Regions from separate parts of the Homo sapiens genome. Here region 2 is linked to region 1. Evidence: chromatin contacts called from ENCODE Hi-C or POLR2A ChIA-PET data. All regions are on one chromosome and are shown on one strand. The core of a region is the stretch at or near the end of the contact, and the rest is flanking DNA. Distances in the headings are between cores, read along the strand shown. Region 1 overlaps NAV1 (neuron navigator 1). Region 2 overlaps NAV1 (neuron navigator 1).

Region 1 (5,651 bases), core at 1,533-4,032:
TAGATAATGCATGCAAAGGGTCTGGCACACACAGAAGTCTCTGAGTAACTCTTGATCACCTTCCTCTTTGGGAATACACACCCCTTGGAGATGTGTGTGCCTGTCCCTCATGTCTGCCAAGCCCATAAAAAGCATCACCCTGGGCCAGAAACCCACACCTTGGCACCATGTTCTTAGTCCCCACATAGGCATTTTAGAATTCAACTTTATTTCTTGGCGAGTCTAAAAAATTGACCCTGTCTGTGTTTCATGCCAAGCCATCAATTAAAGCCATGGAGCAGCTTACAAGGTGACACTTGCCAGGATAAATAGGCATTGGCGGCCACGGAAGTGATGCCAGGACTGGGGATAGAGCTTAGGCCACTGGCATGGTGGCCTGCCATTTGTCCCTGATCCTTGCCACCAGCATGGAGGCCTGGATTCATGGTGCTGACCATGAGAGGATGTGGGGGTGGAGAAGCTCCCCCTGGGAGGGGAAAGGAGGGATGGCTGGGCTTGGGTGTGGAGCTGGTTCTCAGAAAAGGTGCCCAAAAGGCTCTGGAGAGGGCATTGCAGGCTCCCTGCCCGCCCCACCCAGCCTCCCCTCCCTGACAAGACAGTCAAGCAGCTGCCTGCCAGCCGGCCTGAGCTTAGTCTTGGGGGAATAAAAACCTCTTGAAGAGATTCAGAAATGTTCCCTTTGGCAGCTAAAAAAAACCTTACACTCCTGCTGAGTCTGTGGGCTGAGGAGGGACTGAGGGGGCGTTTGGCCTCTGCAGCAGCGGCAGAAGGCTTGCGGATGGAGGGGAAAAGGGAGCAGCCTGGAGAGCCAGAGTTCTTGGGTTTTCTCTGTTGTTTTGCCATCATCTTTCTGTCACTCCCTGACTCTCTCCTGCAGATTGTCTTTTAGGGAGGTACTGGGGGACTTGGTTCCATTCATGACTTTAGGTTCCAAAATGAAAGATAAGCCATGGGGCAGGGCCAGCTTCTCTTCATTATACTGTCCTTAGGGCCCAGGGTGGTGCCTGATGTGAAGTAAGTGCTTGATAAAGATTCATTGGATGAACTGAAGGAAGGAAGAACATTCTTTGAGTTCCTTCATGCTCAAGCACCTCTCAGTCATTTGGACGTTATTTTCACCCTGTTTGCTGTTGTAGATTCTCATCCGTCCAGGCTAATATCTGGACACCAGGGTTGAATACAATGGCTCTTGGTGATTTGGGATTCTGAGGATTGGGCCACACCCATGCATCCTTCTCACTCAGGATTGCACCACTTGTGTGGGGACTGCCCAGAGCTCACTTCAAGCTCCAGAAAATGACTGCTCATCCCTTCCACCTCCCACCAGCCACCTCACCTTTAGGAGACTATATCTGAACTAACTTCCTGGGACCCCATAGAGCAACCCCAGATATTACCAGTCAGTGCCTGGGTTTAGGTGTACTGAAGCCAGCTTGTACCAGTTCCCCAGAGCCAATTGTTAGCCCCTCTTCCTAACTCTGTGGTCAGTGACATCAGATTGGTAGATTGAAAGTGGCCATGATAGGAGGCTTTATACCAGGGAAATTGGCAAACACCACACATCGGTGTCCCCTTCCTCCGAAAGCCAGTTGTTAAACATTTACCAGCACAACCCTGGATAGGGGGTTTCAGGCAGATGTTCCAGCTCATCTCAACCACGAGAAATCTTGCCCAGGACCTCTGCTATGAGAAGCAGGGCCTCCCCAAAACAAAGCCAGAGGTAGAGGCAGTTCCTTGGGGGCTCTGAAAGGAGTGCACAGACACAGAAAGCCATGCCTGTACCCCCTGCCAGGATCTGGGGTTCAGAGGGCTCAATGGCACATGTCCAGGGCCTTTGAGAGGGCCCATTCTGTTGGTTGTCTTTGGGAAAGGGAGGAGGAAGGTGACTATCATGGCCCAGGGACTAGCCTCCTGGGGACACTGTCAATCTCCACTTCCTGACCCCCAGGATCCCAGCATTAAGTTCTCTTCACTCACCCAGCTCTTCCTTCTCTCCCTACCAGACCCAGAGTCCCAGAGAAAGAGGACAGTGCAGAATGTCCTGGATCTCCGGCAGAACCTGGAAGAGACCATGTCCAGCCTGCGAGGGTCCCAGGTGACTCACAGGTAAGCTCGAGCTGCAGAGAGGGTCATGCCCTCTGCCTTCCTGGCTCTCCACCCCATTCTGGAGGGCAGGGCCCCCGGGTCCCTCCACACCTCTGCCAGGTCAGCCAGGTGGCCTGATGCGTGGAGCCACTGCAGAAGGAGGAGGAAATCCATTTATCTCAACAAGAGAAGCTTGGCTTTGTCTTCTGTCTGCTTGTGCCTGAACATTTCATTTCATTTCAGCAAATCAGCTTGAAAATCACTAGCTTAGGAGCCAGGAAGTGGAAGCCATTACACAGCTCAATGTGTGATCTTTGATAGTCAGTCTCCTTCATTAGACCTCTGTCTCCTCAATCTGTCAAGAGAAGGTTTACTAAATGCTCTCTTCCTGTTCCTAAGTCTCCATTAAACTAGGGGTCTAGAATCAATTCCCTTCTCAACACCTGGGTCTTTTCACTCTTGTGTCAGTTAGGTGCCCCCTGGCCTCTTCTACGAGCCACTGAGGGAGGCTTGAGTGCTCAACAGGGCCCACACAGTGTCACCCAGCTCCATGCCCTGTTAGGTGTGTCCCCCTAGCCCACTCCCTGCAGAGACCTCATAGCCTCCAGCTGCATGGGGCACTCAGCCTTCCCACGGCACCTCTCTCTGGAGCAAAGTCCTGGCCACAGGCTCTGCTGTGACTCAGAATTTCCCTTGCTGGCTCCTTGGACTGCCCAGATGAGCTCATGCTGTCAGCTCCAAGTGGGGCAGAGGGCTGGGCTAAGCTCTGGGGACAGCGGGAGGCAGAACAGACAGCCAGATTGGGAAATCATGGGGGGTGTGGGGCAGGAAGGCTGTGTGAGGGCTAGGAAGCCTCCCCAGTTAGACTGGAAGTAGATTCCTCTCCAACTCCTGGGGCTGGAAAATTAAGAGCAAAGTTGGGACACAGGGGCAGTGGAAAAGGACTTTCTTTAGCCCAGGGTGTGGCCATTTGGGATTCTGAGGATGGGACCACACCCATGGACATATTTACATACCACCAATGACAAAGAACTCATTACCTTTCTTTTTTTATTTTTAACATAGGCTTTTTAAAAATATTTTGTTATTATTTTTAAAGACCGAGTCTCATTCTGTCGCCCACTGCCTCAGCCTCCCGAGTAGCTGGGATTACAGCTGTGTGCCATCACGCCCAGCTAATTTTTGTATTTTTAGTAGAGATGGGGTTTCACCATGTTGGCCAGGCCAGTCTCAAACTCCTGGCCTCAAGTGATCCACACGCCTTGGCCTCCCAAAGTGCTGGGATTACAGGCGTGAGCCACCGCGCCCGGCCAACTCACTACCTTTCAGTCACCCCGGTGCATTGTGGGATTGCAGCAACTCTGATGTGGAACTGCACTTAGTCTTAAGTAGCTTTCAGCCGTTGGCTGTAGTTCTTCCTGCTTAGATGACCCTTCTCCTTCTCCTTCCTTGTACTACTCCTCCCCCTATCCCCAGCCCATGCCCGCATCTTGGACACTCAGCCCTTTACTCCCAGACATCTCGAGTATTTTAAATGGTAAGATAAATCAAAACTCTCTGGGGATTACCTCTGCTCAGGCCAGCAGAACCCTGACTACTGAAAGGGAGGTGACCAAGGAAGTCCTGGAAAAAGGTGGATGGTGGGGGCTCCAGGACCCCCTTACATCTGTCCCTTACTGCCATCCCTCATAGCCCCAAGCCCCCAGCAGGAGCCCAAGTGAAGCAGGGATCTGGCAGAGCTTGGCTTATCAGTTTAGGACCCAGCGGATGAAATCTTGGACATCTGCCTTCCCCCATCCAAGGAAATTGTTGGAACATCTCTCAGCACCAAGTCACCCACCAGCCTCATGCCAAAGACACCAGAAAGTGCTTAGTTGCTGAGAGGGCCACACCCCAAATGACTCACTCACAGGAGTAGGAGAGAAGTAGCAGCTCCAGCCTCCTGGTGCCACTGACTCAGAGCAGCCAGCCCCCAGTCCCTCCGTTAAGCCGGACAGCTTGACCCTAGGCAGGCGCTATTGGTTTTCTGCTTCTAGTGGGAAAGGGGAGGCTTCAATCAAGCCTTTTGCATAATGCTGACTGGTTTAGGGGGAGCGTCTAGGGCCTCTGGCTTCTGCCTCCCTTTATAGGAAAGGAACCAAGAGCCCCGGAGCTGGTTTTTCTGTTTACTGTGGACCTAGAGCCACTTCCTCTCATAGGCTTTGGTTTATATTATTCCTGTTCCACACTGGTAGCCAAAACAATGATTCCCTGACTTTTTATGGCTCTTTTTTTTTTTTTTTTGAGACAGAGTCTCACTGTCTCCCAGGCTGGAGTGCCTTGGCATGATCTCAGCTCACTGCAACCTCTGTCTCCCAGGTCAAGCGATTCTTCTGCCTCAGCCTCTGAAGTAGCTGGGACTACAGGTGCGTGCCACCACACCGGCTAATTTTTGTATTTTTAGTAGAGATGGGGTTTCACCATGTTGGCCAGGCTGGTCTAGAACTCCTGACCTCAGGTAATCCACCCACTTCGGCCACCCAAAGTGCTGGGATTACAGGTGTGAGCCACCACGCCCTGCCGGCTCTTTTACTTTTTAAAGGGCTTTCTATCAATGAGCCCTTCCCTTAGCCCTGGAAGTAGACAGGATATATACATACTCCCTGGGTTAGAGAATGAGGCTGGGGGCAGGGAGGCACCTGCCAGAGTCACGCTGGCTGATGAGGGTAGGTTCTGTACTCTGCATGCTCAGAACCCATGCCAGCTGTGTGCCAGGCACAGCGCTGGGCACTGGCTCCCCAGAACACACACAAGCTTCATCCTCGGAGCTTATGGTCCAGTGTGTGCTTCCTGCAAGGCTGTTTTCACCCAGGAACTCCCAGGATAACTGGATTCCATTCCTTTTCAGAAGCCTTTACTCCTGTGCTGCTTCCTCAATTTCTACTGGTTCATTTCCCCCAGCGAGGAGAGTCTGGGTCAGACTGTGGCTGGAGAGGAAATGAAACTGTGTCCTCCCCAGAGAAAGGCAAGCCTGAAGGGTGGGTGCAGGGCTGGAATTCAAGAACTGAGGATCTGAGCTAGAATCCCCCTCACCAAGCTTAAGTCTAGAGATGTCTAGAGATGTGTTTGGGGGAACTGAAAAAAAAAGAGAGAGCTGTGGAATAGGGGAAGAGGCAATTTTAGTACAAATAACTAAACAGGGGCAGGCCAGGAATAGAATTGAGGAACCCAGATGCTGAGTGCAGCCCTCACTCCCACACTAGTATATAACCATGGTGTAGGCTAACTACCCAAACCAGCTTCCCTGGAGATCCCCGCCACCCTCTTAGTATGGTTAGCATCATCCTCTTCCTCCCCTGTCTCATCCCATGGTCAAGGTCAGCTTGCTTTTATCAAGCACTTACTGCACAGGGCGCTGGACTGAGTTTTCTGATGAGAACTTCCTTGCTTTTTACTCACACATCCATCGTGGGTTTGCTCCTCTTTGATTCATTCTAGAGCACCAGCTCTAGGCCAGGTGCCATGCAAAGTGCTGAAATACCGTGGTGAGTGAGCAAGGCAGACAAAGTCGCACCATCACTACAGTC
Region 2 (5,651 bases), core at 1,504-4,003, 35 kb after region 1:
AAATCAAGTTCCCATTTGGAATGGTCATTTCCTATAAAGAAGAGCTGCTAATGAGGTTCCCCAGCCTCCAGGGAAGTTAATTTTATTGTATTTATTTATTTATTTATTTTGAGAGGGTCTGGCTTTGTCACTCATGTTACAGTTCAGTGGCGCCATCTCCGCTCATTGCCACCTCTGCCTCCCAGCCTCAAGCAATCCTCCCACCTCAGCCTCCAAGCAGCTGGGACTGCAGGTGCATGCCACCATGCTCAGCTAATTTTTTTTTTGTAGAGGCCGGGTTTTGCCGTGTTGTCCAGGCTGTTTTCTAACTCCTGGGCTCAAGCAATCCACCCACCTCAGCCTCCCAAACTGCTGGGACTATGGGTGTGAGCCACCATGCCTAGTCTTGCTTTTAGACATATCTATATATATTTTCCCCATATTTACTCATCATATGGTGATAGTTTTGTCCAATTATAAGTTTCTAGGGGCCAGGGGATTTTATCCAAGTGCAGCATATGTGGAACTTAGTAATGATCTTTTGATGATGACAAAAAATAGCTGATAGGATACCACTGTAAGAGCTAATATAGCTGTACAGCTTTGGACATACCATATTTATGCTGTGTCATGTCACACACAGAGCCCTTCAGATTAGGTTAAATCATGTCACCTGAAACATAACAGGTACATAAAATGGAAGCAAATCCACCAGCAAGTATTTATTCATTGCCTACTATGTGCCAAGAAATTCTGTTAATCACTAAAAACATAACAAAAGACAACCTATTCCCATTCCACACTATGATTAACTTGTAATAGAATTGGATATTTAACAGTTATTGGGGAATAACAGTAGCTGGAAATAGGAAGCAAGCAAGTCAGAAATGTAAGGGAAGATTTATGCCCAGGTCAAGGAGCAGCACGTTAGGAGCGCAGTGAGTGTGGGAAACTCATGGAAGTTCAAATGTAGACTGCATCAAAATTTGGAGAGAATGACCAGGTGCAGTGTCTCGTGCCTGTAATCCCAGCACTTTGGGAGGCTGAGGCAGGTGGATCGCTTGAGCCTAGGAGTTTAAGACCAGCCTGGGAAACATGGGGAAACCTCCATCTCTACAAAAAAATACAAAAAATTAGCCGAGCCTGGTGGCACACGCCTGTAGTTCCAGCTACTCGGGAGGCTGAGATGGGAGGGTCGCTTGAGCCCAGGAGGTCGAGGCTGCAGTGAGCTCCAGTCATGCCAATGCACTCCAGCCTGTGTGACCCTGTCTCAAAAAAAAAAAAAAATGAAGAAATTTGGAGACACTATTCAGGTAGAAGGGAGACTTTCAGGTATGAAGGAGGAAGGAGAAGAACCCTGGGCCTGAGATAAATCTTGAAGAGAATTGATGGGGCAGTGGATCAATAGGTAATGTATAAAGAAATCGGAACATATGGCCCATCCCACTCTGTCATCTTCACCGTCCTCCTGGGCCCCCATTCTCGTGGCTGTGCGGGCAGTTGCCCTAGTGCATGCACACACGGTCCTGCCTGTGTGCATGTGTGCATGTGTGAAACTGTTATTTTTCCGGCTTGGAACATTTTCCCATGGATTATTTTAAATAGTTCTATAAGACTATACTAGACTATCAAGTTTTGATTTTGGTGATCTGCCAACTGTACGATTTTAAAAATAGGTTTTTAACAGCTTTAAAACAGAAGTAGTATTTCTGCCAGCGGGTGGAATTGTGGCTCAAAGGCCCTGAAGGAGAACACATACTTGGGATTTATTCCTGGGTGCCATGGGTTTCTGGAATTTTGCCCCTAGACACAGTGGCGAAGACAGCAGAGGGTGTTCCAGGGTACACATCCTAGACCCTGCTCCTATTTATTCCCTCTGATACGTGGTTGAAAAGCAGTGCTTGAGTGGTTAATCAGATCCCTGGAAATGGATGCCTCACTCTTGTCTGGAAAAAGTTCCCTAATGAAATCTCTTGTTTACATTATGCTACACATTCATGTTCTGGAAGTTTTTGCCACTTCTTCCCATTTCCTATATTATATATGTATTTGGTGCCCATAATTGGTACTGTTTTTCCCCCATTTAAGCTTCTCTCTTCCTAAATTCTAGATAAACATCCTTGTAGTTTCCAGGCCCTGGGTTGCCAACTCAGATTCCCATGCTTGCTGTCACTGAGTGCTTATCTTGGGATCCTTCTTCCAGAACCCAGAGCTCCTTACGTCAACCCCACCGGAATGGGTCCCCAATATATGGGATTCATGCCGAACAACTTTGCAGACACCTTCTAGGCTAGTGTTGAGCTGACCCTGGGGAAGATTGTAGTTGCCTTTCCCTGGAAAGGCGGCTCTCTGAGTGAGAAAACTTCATAAAGACTACTCTTCTCAGTGCTCATAATGTGTTTTGGAATTATTACCTTTGCAGTATATGAGCAGTATGTTAATTTATTAATTTTCCTTGTCCCATTATTAAAAGGGTCCTCCTCTCTCACTCTTATGAATTAAGTGTGAAGGAGGAGGTATATGTAATAACACCAGCTTTTTCACGTGGTTTATAGCAATTGCTTTCATCTTTTATGGGTGCATCTCATGTTTGCCATGATATTTCAAGTTGTTTCTTTTCTGGGGTTCTCATATGGAAATCCCTGGCAAAGCTGTGCTCCTCCAGCATTAGCATGTGTGCAGTGTTTAGAAAGGGAGATGGAATCTGGGCTGCTGCACTGCAGTTACCTCAGCAGGGAACCTACCAGCCTCCACCAAGCTCTACCCCTGGCCTCAGAACCTCAGGGGGCAAAAGTGGCCAGTCACGTCCTCTGTCTGAGAAACTAGCCATGAGTCTCTTGCAGGAGGGAGGAAATCATTGCTTACTCATGCACAACCTGATTTAGGAGCATTCCTGCTATCTGAGAAACTAATTCTGGGAATTTGCACAGAGCTATTCATTGTAAAAGCAGCTTTGATCCCCAGAGAGTCCACAAGACCTTGGAAAAAAATTTACTGTGCCAGGGAGACAGTGGAGCCTATAGGAGCCCCCTAAAGAAGTTGGGACCCTTGGGTTTGGTGTCTGGTTTTGACGTAGTAGTCTGCTCAGGTAAGGCTCTTAGCTACCCCATGTCCCTTTTATAAAGTTGAACTAAGACTCTCTCTGGCCCAGCGTGGTGGTTCACACCTGTAATCCTAGCACTTTGGGAGGCCGAGGCAGGCAGATCACTTGAGGTCAGGAGTTCGAGACCAGCCTGGCCAACATGACGAAACCCAATCTCTACTAAAAATACAAAAATTATCCAGGCATGGTGGCAGGTGACTACAATCCCAGCTACTCGGGAGGCTGAGGCAGGAGAATTGCTTGAAACCGGGAGGCGGAGGTTGCAGTGAGCTGAAATCATGCCACTGCACTCCAGCCTGGGCAACAGAGTGAGACTCCGTTTCAAAAAAAGAAAAAGACTCTCTCTAACTGAGAACAATTCTACCTGCGAAATAATGTCTTAAAGTTAAATAACGCTGGCCATGTGATTTCAGCCCAATGATTCAGCAATAACAATTATTAGCCTCACTTCCTCATCCCCACTTAGCAAAAAAATTCAGAGGTGAAGCAAAGAGAAATATACTGAAAAGCAGCAAAAGTCAGAAGGGGAGCTGTGATGATGTCTTCAGCCTTGTGAATTTCACTTTTGTCTTTCCAAAATGGTTCTGGGCATCAGATAGAGCACAACCCTTGCACCAACTTGCTCACTATTCCCTCTGACTGTGTGCCTTCTGCACACGGAGCACAGGTTGCCAACAGGCTGCTCTCAAATGTGCCTGCATCCTTCTGCTCCACCAATCAAGTTGAATGCTTTCCTAGAATTGCATTTGCTCCCAAACCTGTTTATGCCAGTTGAACTTGGATAATATAATTATTACATAAATTGATGAAATATGAGCATAAAAAGAAAGTTGTTTCCATAAAGACTATATTGGAAGTTTCAAAAGGGAAATTGCTAGCCTGGGCAACATGGCAAGACCCAGTCTCTCCAGAAAAGAAAAAGCAAAATTAGCCAGGCATGGTGACACATACCTGTGGTCCTGGCTACTCAGGAGGCTGAGGTTGGAGGATCACTTGAGCCTAGGACGTCGAGGCTGCTGCATTGAGCCATGTTCACGCCACTGCACTCCAGCTGAGCAACAGAGCAATTCTCTCTCCAAAATGAAAAGAAAAAAGAAAAGAAAGAAAAGGCATGTTGCTGAGTTATATGTAGGACTTGAAAGGTTAGAGGAGATTATAAAACTCTAGAGGATTTTGCTTTCAGATTGCTTTATGTTGTTAAAATTTTGCTCCACCTTAAAGAAACTGACATTAGACTTGATAATGCACTGTAGGTATGGGTGTGAAGACTCAAGTTGGAAAAGCAGAAGTGTATCAGGAAAAATTCTATTGGTCCTAGTACTTTGAATGACACTGAGGTTCACTGGCAACTTTCTGTGTAATTTTTTATAACAAAGACCTACCGCTGCAAGGATTTTACATGTAATGAGTGCCTAAGGAAGGTATGAAAAACCCTTCCCTGGAAGTCTCCCAAAGCAGAAAAACACCCATTTGCGTGGATGACTTGGTGCATCAGTGATAGGGGAGAAATGACTGAGGTAAACTGTTCATGGTATGAGAGTTGACCAAGTCAGGGTGGGGAGGGGAGGAAGAGGGGCAGGTGGACTTGGTGACTCTGCCTCCCTTTCAAACAGAGCAGCCCTGTGTTTACCTGTTTCATACATTGAGGACTTCTGGTTAAAATGTTAGTAAAAACGATTGCTCTTCTTAAAAAAGGGCTTGCAAGCCACCAGATTAGGTCTTTTCCATGTCTTTCTTTCTCCAAATCTATATGAGATCTAAATAAGCTCTCCCCAAGTCAGACAGAGGACATATTTTTAGTGCTCAAGTCATAGCTTGTATTTACTCATTTTCAACTCTTTGGAGTAATAATTGATGAAATTTATATTTACTCACACCTACCACTTGGTTGATGCCCAGAGGGGCTGTCACCTCCCAATCTCAGAAAGGCAGGCAGGAATTTTTGGCCTGCCTGCCTTTCTGAGATCGGAGGAGGCCTGGAGGGTGGGGTGAAGTTGTGAGGACCCCTTTTCTAAATTGAGAAGTGGTCTGGATCTACCCTGTATCAGAACAGGATGGAAGAAAGAGCAGGATGTTTTTATTTCTGTCTATTGCCTGAAGGCATCTCCTCTAGAAACAAAACCAGTTTGATTTTGATTAACTTTCTCTTCTTTTAATTTCAGTCTTCCTTCTCTTGACTTCTTTAAGGATTATGCCAAAAGTCCTAGACTGATCATAAAGCCTCAGAACAGGAATTTCACTCATAGTTGCCCAAGAAAAGCATGTTAATACCAAAAGTAATTTCCTAGCCAGTCATTTCCTGTGTTCTCAAAATTGTTATTTTTCTCTAAGATATGTATCTTTAGATAACAAAAACTGTTCTGCCTCTCAACCTGGAGGAGGTGATGTGGCAAGAGGCATCTTGACGAAAGCATGTGTAAAAGAACATGTCAGAGAAGCCAGGAAAAGGATTGATGTCCTGCTAAGTATATGTTTGATATCCAGCCCAGGTTGGAGCACATTTTTAGCACTGAAGAGATAAAGCACCTAAAAATCTAATGCTGACTTTGTCACTGATTTGTTCCACGGC

The links. Hi-C counts contacts between places; a loop is a spot of excess contacts on that map. ChIA-PET counts read pairs that join two places held with the same protein, here RNA polymerase II (POLR2A). Pooled maps may share reads with other maps.
Region 2: a map of endothelial cell of umbilical vein shows a loop between it and region 1 (6-fold over the local background). The contact joins two enhancer-like sites. A Hi-C loop is called at or near these places in 26 of 168 maps with a recorded cell type or tissue (CD14-positive monocyte, Caki2, DLD1 and 20 more), 3 of 37 single-sample maps with no recorded cell type and 20 of 50 pooled maps. POLR2A ChIA-PET finds 5 or more read pairs at or near these places in 18 of 52 experiments (A549, AG04449, AG04450 and 14 more).

The regions. Positions count from the first base shown.
Region 1 is chr1:201,710,814-201,716,464 of GRCh38, forward strand. NAV1 (neuron navigator 1) reads left to right here. Exons shown (of 34, transcript NM_001389617.1): 6 at 2,004-2,106. All of the region lies in intron 2 of IPO9-AS1 (IPO9 antisense RNA 1), which reads right to left. Among named protein-coding and RNA genes, the nearest start is that of MIR5191, 5.9 kb to the right of the region's middle. RefSeq lists enhancers at 2,116-2,804, 2,648-2,942. Within about 2 kb of position 2,783, at least 35 of the 41 ENCODE cell types and tissues checked have a DNase peak (open chromatin) inside an H3K27ac peak, as active enhancers do; they include CD14-positive monocyte, IMR-90, PC-9 and 2 more, where a contact is called at or near this core.
Region 2 is chr1:201,745,743-201,751,393 of GRCh38, forward strand. All of the region lies in intron 7 of NAV1 (neuron navigator 1), which reads left to right. All of the region lies in intron 2 of IPO9-AS1 (IPO9 antisense RNA 1), which reads right to left. It overlaps LOC124904483 (a long non-coding RNA gene), which reads right to left. Exons shown (of 2, transcript XR_007066790.1): 1 at 4,034-5,651. Among named protein-coding and RNA genes, the nearest start is that of MIR5191, 29 kb to the left of the region's middle. Within about 2 kb of position 2,754, at least 5 of the 41 ENCODE cell types and tissues checked have a DNase peak (open chromatin) inside an H3K27ac peak, as active enhancers do; they include CD14-positive monocyte, IMR-90, PC-9 and 2 more, where a contact is called at or near this core.